2 separate regions of the Homo sapiens genome follow, and region 2 is linked to region 1. The links are chromatin loops, found by intact Hi-C in ENCODE. Cell type or tissue: mammary epithelial cell. All regions are shown on one strand. Each heading gives the region's core, and the rest is flanking DNA. Links, peaks and the distances in the headings are about the cores only. Region 1 overlaps PLBD1 (phospholipase B domain containing 1). Region 2 overlaps GUCY2C-AS1 (GUCY2C antisense RNA 1).

Region 1 (5,386 bases), core at 194-5,193:
TGTGTTCCTACTTCTCATTATATACAGGTATGCTATCACCTCCCCCATACATGTATACATACCTCTTAAACTTAGATGTTCCCCAATTTTTCCTATGGAGCTTGCTAAAAATGCAGTGTCATCCATAGAAATTCATATTTCATTGATCTGGGCTGGGACATTTGTAACAAGCACCCTAGACCATCCTAGCATACTGAATCCATAGTCCATCCTGTTTGTGAGACTATGGCAGCCCTTGTGGTCTAAGCAGCAAAATCTTTGCTTAGCCTTTTTTGTTGTTGTTGTTTGTTTGTTTTTGTTTTTGTTTGAGATGGAGTGTCGCTCTGTCACCGAGGCTAGAGTGCAATGGCGCGATCTCGGCTCACTGCAGCCTCCGCCTCCTGGGTTCAAGCGAATCCCCTACCTCAGCCTCCTGAGTAACTGGGATTACAGGCGCGCGCCACCGTGCCCAGCTAATTTTTGTATTTTTAGTAGAGACGGGGTTTCACCATGTTGGTCAGGCTGGTCTCAAACTCCTGACCTTGTGATCCACCTGCCTCAGCCTCCCAAAGTGCTGGGATTACAGGCGTGAGCCACCGTGCCCGGCCTTGTTTTTTTTTGAGATGGAGTCTCGCTCTGTTGCCCAGGCTGGAGTGCAGTGGCCAATTCAACCTCTGCCTCCTGGGTTCAGGCAATTCTTGTGCCTCAGCCTCCCAAGTAGCTGGGACTACACCACGCCCGGCTAATTTTTTTTTTTTTGTATTTTTAGTAGAGATGGGGTTTCACCATGTTGGTCAGGCTGGTCTCAAACTCCTGACCTCAAATGATTCACCACCCACCTCGGTCTCCCAAAGTGCTGGGATTACAGGCATGAGCCAGCTTGGCCTTTTTAAATATTAAGTGCATGTACTTGAAAGTAGGTACACATGAAGATAAAAGAATAGGCTCCAGGAAAATTTAAGTCAAGTCTTCATAATCTATAAAATTGCCTATTTAATAAATATATGTTGTAAACATTTTTAATGTTCTGTAATTACTGTTATTAATGTCATGTTACCTCTTTGATCTAGGTACTTTGGTCATAAAGCTGAAGTATATAAAAACAATCTATATTTAGTACAGACCAAAATTCATGTCCTTTGCTTTTAAAAGGTAGAACCAAGAAAAAAAAAGCAATAGCAGAATACGGGCACGTATTCTAAAGAATTATAAATGGATTTTGCAGCACTTAATTTCTGTTTTTTTTTTAAGTACCTTTCTTTGATTCTTTGTCTCCTCATTGGTACCATCCCAGAACACTGATGTCTTCTGCCAGATCAGACCTGTCTTGATCATCTTCCCCACCTAAATCAGGATGTGTCCTCCCTTCTACCTTTCCAGAAATCCCACCTTAGTTTTCATACTTTTCTTGATTAACTGGTCATAAGATGATTTCCCTCAACTCCACCCTGTCTCAACATGCAACTCCCCATGAGTCAATCTTCATAATTGTTTCTAATGTGTTTGTTCCATGGTGTGTGTTGAGTAACTGTTGTTGCCATTTGCATGACTACATAGTGGTTACTGTTTATTTCTGCAGTTTGGTGTTTTTTTTAAGTCTTGAAATAGGATTTATTAACCGGAAGTGTTTCTTTTTATTTCTTAATTAAATTCAGTGAGAAGCTTATCATGAAATGTTATTCTTAGGCTGGCATTCATAAAACACTGGAGTGTTTCATTTTCTCCTGATCTCAATCTGCCTTCCAAAGCTGCTAATGACAGATGAGAGCAAGATTATAATTTTAGTTAGGGTGTGGTGGCTCATACCTGTAATCCCAGCACTTTGGGAGGCCAAGGCTGGAGGATCCCTTGAACTCTAAAGCTCGACACCAGCCTGGGCAACACAGGGAGACCCTGTCTCAAAAAAAAAAAAAATTTAAAAAGATTATAATTGTATGTAGTCAAAGAAATGTGTTTCTTTTCAAAGGCAATGTGTCAGAACTTTGTCCCATCTCTGGGCCTTTTCTTTATTATCTTAAACTCTAAACTATAGAATTAGCCTCCTCAACTATAGTTTTTGCAGGCCAGTTCACTCTCCTTGCTCTAGAACTCTGGATAGCCTATATATTTCCATCATCCTGTCTCTTTCATAAAGAATCTTGCCTTTAAATGAAAGACTACTCCTTAAACATTAGTACTTGTAATATTCAATCACCTACACATATTAAAGAACGCCTGCCCTCTTGTGTCCAGGGAGACTGCTACAGCAAGTATTGAATTAGCAAACTTGTCATTCCGGAAATACAGCATTCTACCCTACAGGGATTATCTACCAGGGAGCTTTCTCAAGGCTGCCAAGTATGGTTGTACAGTTTGAAAAATGATCCCAGCCCAAGACACGAATGCAATCCATTTTACACTCTGTCAAGCCATATATCCTTGCCCAGGTCATGTCTTTCTAGAGAGGTGACCCATTAAAATTTCATTCAAGAGTACTGTTAAACCTTGTACCACTTGGAATGTGCAACTTTCTCTAATTTACACAAAGCTCTCTATAGCTTAATGGCAGCCGTGTAGAGGCTCATTAAGAGTTAGTTGGGGCCGGGCACGGTGGCTCACGCCTGTAATCCCAGCACTTTGGGAGGCCGAGGCGGGCAGATCATGAGGTCAGGAGATCGAGACCATCCTGGCTAACATGGCGAAACCCCGTCTCTACTAAAAATGCAAAAAATTAGCAGGGCGTGGTGGCGGGCGCCTGTAGTCCCAGCTACTTGGGAGGCTGAGGCAGGAGAATGGCGTGAACCCAGGAGGTGGAATTTGCAGTGTGCCAAGATCACGCCACTGCACTCCAGCCTGGGCGACAGAGCGAGACTCCGTCTCAAAAAAAAAAAAAAAAACTAAGAGTTAGTTGGACAGTCCTCTCATCGTGTAACTTTCCTACTCAAGAAATTTCAAGAAATTAAAATCAGATTGTTAGAGCTGAATAGCTGAATGACATTAGTCCCAGGTTATCAGAAGAAGGAAATAAGGAAGAGAGAGGCAAAATAAGAACTGTCAAATTCATTAGAGGCAAGCAGGAAACTAAAATGCAGGTCTTCTGACTCCCAGTCCATGCTCTTACCTCCGGTTTCAGGTGACCCGTTTCTTTGACCCCACCTTACTTATTCCATACTAGGCTAGAATAGATGTGTAATAGCATGCATAGGGCTGGTGGGGTGATTTGAGGCAGTATGTGGACAAACATTTTTTGCACATTAGTAGAAATGTATTTGTTTTAATGTATTTCTTTGGGAAAAAACAAAAACATTAAGTCCATAGTTTCTGAGACATTATGATATATGACAAGGGTAAGTTAAGTTTGAAAAGTGAGTTAATTTGAAGAAAGATATTAAGTAGTGCATATGTTAATAGCTTGATTTAGCCATTGACAATGTATACATATATCAGAATATCATTTTGTATGCCAAAATATATACAATGTTTCCTTGTCAGATATCAAAATATCCTTTCTTTTGTATAACATAAATATATATAATTTTTACTTGTCAGTTAAAAAATAACAAAAATATTAACTAAATGATAGTTCAGATAGTACTCAGATATGGCAAAAATGATAAAAGTGGTAAAAAATCATGGTAGAAATTTGAGACCATCTCAGTCCATTCTGACTACTATGACAAAACACCTCAGACTAGGTAATTTATAAGCTATAGAAATGTTATTGCTCACAGTTCTGGAGGCTGGGAAGCCCAAGATGAAGGGACTGGAAGACTCAGTGTCTAATGAGGGTCTGTTTCTCGTAGACAGTGCCTTCTCTCTGTGACCTCACATAGTGGAAGGGGCTAGCTAGCTCCCTCGGGACTGTTTTGTAAGGGCCTTAAAACCCTTCAGCAGGATGCACCGAAGGAACTTACCACTCTGGCCCCTTCTAACCCTACCACTGAGGTCCTTTTCTGTTTAACACTGACAGTTGTTCCATTACTGTTACTGATGACAGTATATCCTCTCTTTTTATTACAGCTGTGCCTGATATTCTATCCTTTCCATACTCATCCCAGTATAAACCACAAAATAGGTCTTCAGAAAAGACTGTGGCTTCACTGATTTTCCTGTGTTGCCTCCAACATTTATAAAAAAGCATTGACCAAGAGTGTCAATGCCCTAGTTTCAAAACCATCTTTACTTTTCTAAATGTAGATGTTTTTCCATTTATAAAAATTATGTAGACTTAGCCGGGTGTGGTGGCCCACACCTGTAATCCCAGCACTTTAGAGGCTAAGGTGGGTGAATCACTTGAGGTCAGGAGTTTGAGACCAGCCTGGCCAACACGGTGAAACCCGGTCTCTACTAAAAATACAAAAATTAGCCAGGTGTGGTGGTGCACACCTGTAACCCCAGCTACTCAGGAGGCTGAGGCACAAGAATTGCTTGAACCCAGGAGGCAAGGTTGCAGTGAGCTGAGATCATGCCACCACACTGCAGCCTGGGTGACAGAGTCAGACTGTGTGTCAAAAAAAAAAAAAAAGTAGACTTATACAAAATTTGAAAAATACAGGAAAGTAGAAAAGAAGAAAAAAAGGCATTTATATTCTTACTAATGAACCCTGCTAATCCCCTCCCTAATTAAAAATTCTCCTGCAAAATCCTAGCAAGTCGGGATCTACATCTGTTTATCATTCTGGAAGCTTGCAATGTTCTGGATTTAACATATTTTTGTTATTTCAAATCACAAAATAAATTTTCAATGGAGAATCCAGGGGTGGAGTTCTTTTGGCACCTCTATAAGGGGCAGTTGGGTGACTACCACAGAGGTGAGCCAAAGCTGGGGGAGGCTACTGCAGATCAAGGATAGTAATAACTGATACACTTTGCAAAATGCATTGTGTATGTAAAGCTCTTTGTCAATAATGATGGTTCACTGTTCCATGTATACATATGCTGATGTGTATATTTGTCTTTCCTGTAGGGTTTTTGGAGTCTCTGGATGATTTTTACATTCTTAGCAGTGGATTGATATTGCTGCAGACCACAAACAGTGTGTTTAATAAAACCCTGCTAAAGCAGGTAATACCCGAGACTCTCCTGTCCTGGCAAAGAGTCCGTGTGGCCAATATGATGGCAGATAGTGGCAAGAGGTGGGCAGACATCTTTTCAAAATACAACTCTGGTAAGTGACCCTGCAGAATAACTGTTAGGCACAGACATATATTTTGATTTAGGCTTGTTAACCAGTAAAGTCATACCCATGCCCCGTCTTCATGTTTCCTGATATTTCAGGCACCTATAACAATCAATACATGGTTCTGGACCTGAAGAAAGTAAAGCTGAACCACAGTCTTGACAAAGGCACTCTGTACATTGTGGAGCAAATTCCTACATATGTAGAATATTCTGAACAAACTGATGTTCTACGGAAAGGTACTTTCTT
Region 2 (5,386 bases), core at 120-5,119, 200 kb before region 1:
AAGTTTCAAAAGGAAAGAATAGAGAGTATGAGAATGAGGCAATATTTGAAGAGCTAGTAGTTGACAATATTCAGAAATGGTGAAAGAAACCAATCCTCATAGTCAAAATTATCAGTGAATCACAAGTAGAATAAATAAAAATAAATATCCACCTAGAAACTCTGTGGTAGAACTGCAGAACCCAAAAGACAAAAAGAAGTCTTTAAAAGCAGCTACAGAAAAAAGATAAAGTAATTATATAAGACAGATAACTTCTTAACAGGAATGATGGATGCCAGAGGACAGCAGTATATATCTTCAAAGTGCAGTCTCACCCTGAAGTTGTATAGCTATTGAGAATTCTTTAAACTTATAACAATTTTTTATTTTATTTTTAATTATTTTCTTTTACCCAACCAAACAAGCAGCATTGAGAAAAGATTCTTGATCTAACTGTTAAGATAAATGTAATAGGAACACCACTGAAATATCATTTCTCACCTATTAAATAACTAAAAGTCAAAAATTTTAACAGCAGATTCTGCATCAGAGGCTATGAAGTAGGCTGGGCACAGTGGTTCACACCTGTAATCCCAGCACTTTGGGAGGCTAAAGTGGAAGGATTGTTTGAGCCCAGGAGTTGAAGACCAGCCTGGGCAACATAGCAAGACCTCGTCTCTACAAATAATAATAATTTAAAAAATGGCTGGGTGTGGTGGCACATGCCCGTGGTCCCAGCTACTTGGGAAGCTGAGATGGAAGAATTGCTTGAGCTCAGGCAATTGAGGTTGTATGAGCAATGACTATACCACTGCACTCCACTCCAGACCCTGTCTCAAAAAAAAAAAAAAAAAAAAAGGCTGTGAAGAGCCAGGTATTGTCATACATTACAGATTGGAATGTCACTAGATATAAAAGGAGGTAAAACATGAGTATATATTCCTCTATGCATTAAAAAAAACTATAATGTTTAAAGTAAAAGTAATAAAAATTACCTACATCAGGTGAGTGGAACAGAGGAGAATGATTCAAATAAGATTATACAGATAATTTTTATATTCAATTGTTTTCTTATTATTTGTAAAAGTTGTATTATATTCTGAACACATTAGTCCTTTGACAATTAGGCATACTGCAATTATTTCTTAGTTGTATTTTCATTCACTTTATAGTGCATTTGGTGAATTTTTTTAGTTCTTAATTCTAATGTAAGAAGAAAAACTTAGCATTTCCTCTATGATTTGTACTGTTTTGTGTTTGTTTAAAAAATCATATCCTCCTTACACATTCAAGAACAGATGATTCCAACCTTATATAAACTCTTCTAATTAACAGAAAAAGAAATAATACTCATCAACTAATTGTATGAGGTTAGTACAACTTTGACACCAAAACCTGACAAAGGCAGTTCTTTCTCATATGAGAAAGGCAAATTGTGGACCAATATTACTCAAGATACAGATGCAAAAATCCAAATAAAATAATAGCAAGCCAAACCTAGCAATATATAAATAAGAAAATAAATATATTTTGACCAAGTTGCATTTGTTTCATGAATGCAACTATTCCATGAATAGTTCAACATGACAAAATAGGCTGATATAATTTTCTTATTAAAAAATAAAAAGTTGACGGGGTTCTGTGGCTCACGCCCATAATCCCAGCACTGTGGAAGGCCAAGAGCGGGAGGATCGCTTGAGGCCAGGAGTTCAAGACCAGCCTGGCCAACATGGCAAAACCCCGTTTCTACTAAAAATACAAAAATAATCTGGACATGGTGATGCACACCTGTAGTCCCAGCTACTCAGGAGGCTGAGGCACAAGAATTACTTGAACCTGGGAGGCAGAGGTTGCAGTGAGCCGAGATCATGCCACTGCACTCCAGCCTGAGCAACAGAGCAAGACTCTTTCTCAAAAAAAAAAGTTGAAAAAACATTTTGATAATCTCAATAGATGCAGAAAAATCAATATAAAGTTTAAATAATAAAGTTTTTATGATTAAAAACTTTAAAAACTAGGGATAGAAAAAAAATCTTTCTATCCTGATAAAAGAATCTAAAACTATAAAATAAAATAAAAGCTAAATGCCTACAGTAAATATCTTACTTGGTAGTGAAATGTTAAAAGCATTACCTTTAAAATCAGAAACATAACAAGATATAAACTGTTAGGTAAAACAGTAGATAAGACAAGAGGGAAAATAAGAATATAAAAACTGTCTTACCTCCCCACCTAGGCAAGCTAAGATGCAGAATCTCGCCGCTCCTATTTGAAACAGTATCATAAAGAGAGAAGAAAGGGAAAAGAATATTTAGCAGATGATATGTTTGCATATATAGAAAACTTCTTTTATCTAGAAATTACTAGAATGTAATGAAAGAGTTTAGCAAGGTTATCAGATACAAGATCAATATTTTGAAATTTAAGTTTCTACCCAGGAATTATTTTAAAAATATACAACATACGCTTTATAGTCAAACAAACATATATATACTAGTTATGAATACTTCTAATAAATAATATATAAAACAGTTGGGAAGATAATTATAAAACTTCATTTAGATACATTAAGAAAGACGTAAATAAAGGGGCAGACATACCATGTTCCTAAATAATAAGATTCAATATACTAAAGATGTCAGTTATCCCCAAATTGATCATGCCCATAGTTTTTAACCTTTACACTATCCTCTAAAGACACTAATGGAAGAAATCTTTTTTTTTACATATAAGGAGGATTATATTGCTGTACCTTAAAATATTTTGCACTCCACCTAAGTGTAATAATAGGAAGGAAAAATAAAAGAATACAAGTTCCATATTGCTATATAGAGAATATTAAAGTCTGAATAACATTTAAAAAATGGAAAATAATCAGCAGAAGGTCATAGTCATCAGGAGATTAATATTGAAAACTACAGTAAACAACTTTGTAATGCTTTATATTATTCAAATTACTGTCATATTCACCTTTTCTTTTTCATTCTTCAATGTCCTTTTAAAATCTGTTTATTCAATAAGTATTTATTGAATTTTGACTATACTGTTCTAAAAGACAGGGATACAGAAATGAACAAGATAGTTCAATTCCTTGAATTCAAAAAGTAAACTAATATCAAATGATAAATTTTTTTCTAAAAAATAAAGCAGGATAATGTAACAGGGAATGACTACGGGTAAGGGGTGCTCTTTAAACTGGGTGATCACAGAAAGTGTCTTTGCAAGGTGCCATTTGAGCTGAGCTGTGATAACAATAAGGACACCAGGGGGCAGAGCTTTCTGGGAACAGCTGATGTAAATGTCCTTTAGTGGGTGGAACTTGGAGAGCCAAGCAGAGAGTGATAGGAGATGAGACCTGCAATGTGAGCAAGATAGTTATCATGCAGAGGAGTGGTTCTCAAAGTGTGGTTCATATTCACCTTGGGTGAGGGTTCCCAAGACACTTAAAGGGATCAATGAGATCAGTATCATAAGAACACTAAAATGTTACTTGCCTTTCCTCTATATTGACATTCATGTTAATAGTGTAAAAGGAAAATATCTTGGGCCCCCAAAATCACTAAGGAAAACTCAAGCTGGAAACTGTTTAGGGCAAACCTGCCTCCCATTCTATTCAGTCACTCCTCTGCTCATTGAGATAGATGCATATCTGATTTGCCTTCTTTGGAAAGGCTAATCCGAACCTCAAAAGAATGCAACCATTTGTGTCTCACCTATCTGTGACCTGGAAGCTCCCTTCCCACTTTGAGTCTTCCTGCCTTTGCTTCAAGTTGTCCCACCTTTCCAGACCAAACCAATGTACTTCTTACATACATTGATTGATGTCTCATGTCTCCCTAAAATATACAAAACCAAGCTGTGCTCTGACCACCTTGGGGACATGTGGTCAGAACTTCCTGAGGCTGTGTCATGGGTACATCCTCAACCTTGGCAACATAAACTTTTTAAATTGAGACCTGTCTCAGATGTCTGGGTTCACATACAAAAGCAATAATGGTAAAACCACTGTAGCCTTGAGAGTAGGTGCCAGTTGGGCTTCCTGGGTCTAGTAGGGGCTCAGAAAGCTGTGAAACGTTTCACTCATTTCCTGCATCAGGACTTCCTTCAGTCCTGGATAAATAATATTGAAGATATATGCTTAAAATATGCCTAACACCAGGATTTGTGCATGTGTTTTCTTCCCCCAAGAAAGCTATAAACAGCGAAAATTGTGCTGTAAGTTTCCCTGTCTTCTCTCCTTTCCCTCTCCCCCAAAACTAAAGTAAAAGAAATGTTAACTGCCCGTTTTTCTGTGACCAGCAGACCTTATCTAGTAATACTCCCAATTCCAATTCCTTGTAAACATACTTTGTAAAGTCCTGTAATATCCTGTCTCCTTTGCCATGCCGCTGCAAGGTCATAAAGTAGATAAAACCTAAGTTGCAATTCCAGTTTTCCTCAAAATCTAAGACATGTCACAAAATAATTTACTGCCTTTGTTTCTCGCTCTGGTAGCATCTTCCCGCTGCACGTTATTTCCCGCCTGAAAGAGTTTAAAAGGCAATCACCCAAAATCAACAGTGGCTACCCCTTCAGGACCTCTTCCACGCTGCAGAAGCTTTATACTTTCTTTTTTCTTTCTTTTTTTTTTTTTTTTTTTTTGAGACGGCGTCTCGCTCTGTTGCCCAGGATGGAGTGCAGTTGCGTGATCTCGGCTCACTGCAAGCCCCGCCTCCCGGGTTCTTGCCATTCTCCTGCCTCAGCCTCCCAAGTAGCTGGGACTACAGGCGCCCGCCACCACGCCCGGCTAATTTTTTGTATTTTTAGTAGAGAGGGGGTTTCACCGTGTTAGCCAGGATAGTCTATCGATCTCCTGACCTCGTGATCCGCCCGCCTCGGCCTCCCAAAGTCCTGGGGATTACAGGCGTGAGCCACTGTGCCTGGCCAGAAGCTTTGTACTTTCACTCTGCTCAATAAAGCCTACCGCTTTTTCTCTCTCTCTCGGTCTGTGTCTCTATCACTGGCCGCAGTTAGCCGCCACCCCAATTCTTTGGCGTGGCTAGGCAAGAACCTTAGGCATTACAACCTCAGCACAAATCAAAGCAGTGACACCAAACTCCACTAGTGGTCATTATATTCTTCATCCACTACAACTTATTTGTATGATTGCTTGAGTCATAAGCTGAAATAGACACTGTTTTATGGAAATGATTTTTACTTGAAACGCAAATTATGGTTACTCAGACTTGGGTGTTTGACACATAATCTGAGTGGTAAGTTCCCACTAGGTGCTCAATGAATGGCAGATGTTAATTCACAGCATTTGAGCTTTCTCCCACTTTCATTTCAGTGGCCTTTTTATGATTCCCTAAATTCTTATTAACAGGAGTTATTAAGAAATTATTTTTAGGCAGCCAGAAAGGGTAAA

What was found. A loop is a pair of places that touch in the nucleus more often than their neighbours do. Peaks named below come from ENCODE experiments on the same cell type or tissue, not always from the same donor. Only the 100,000 strongest peaks of a DNase experiment are listed, where the experiment ranks them.
Region 2: a loop joins it to region 1, with 8 times the contacts of the local background. A loop is called at or near these places in 4 of 110 quality-filtered maps.

The regions. Positions count from the first base shown.
Region 1 is chr12:14,511,250-14,516,635 of GRCh38, reverse strand. PLBD1 (phospholipase B domain containing 1) reads left to right here. Exons shown (of 11, transcript NM_024829.6): 7 at 4,925-5,125; 8 at 5,236-5,376. Among named protein-coding and RNA genes, the nearest start is that of PLBD1-AS2, 16 kb to the left of the region's middle. In mammary epithelial cell, for the core only: a CTCF peak has its summit at 2,199 (motif pointing left); DNase peaks (open chromatin) are centred at 1,465 and 2,255; H3K27ac peaks cover 1,182 bases.
Region 2 is chr12:14,714,893-14,720,278 of GRCh38, reverse strand. GUCY2C-AS1 (GUCY2C antisense RNA 1) reads right to left here. Exons shown (of 6, transcript NR_186173.1): 5 at 2,204-2,244. Among named protein-coding and RNA genes, the nearest start is that of GUCY2C, 21 kb to the right of the region's middle. In mammary epithelial cell, for the core only: a CTCF peak has its summit at 3,235 (motif pointing right); no DNase peak of the experiment used is centred there.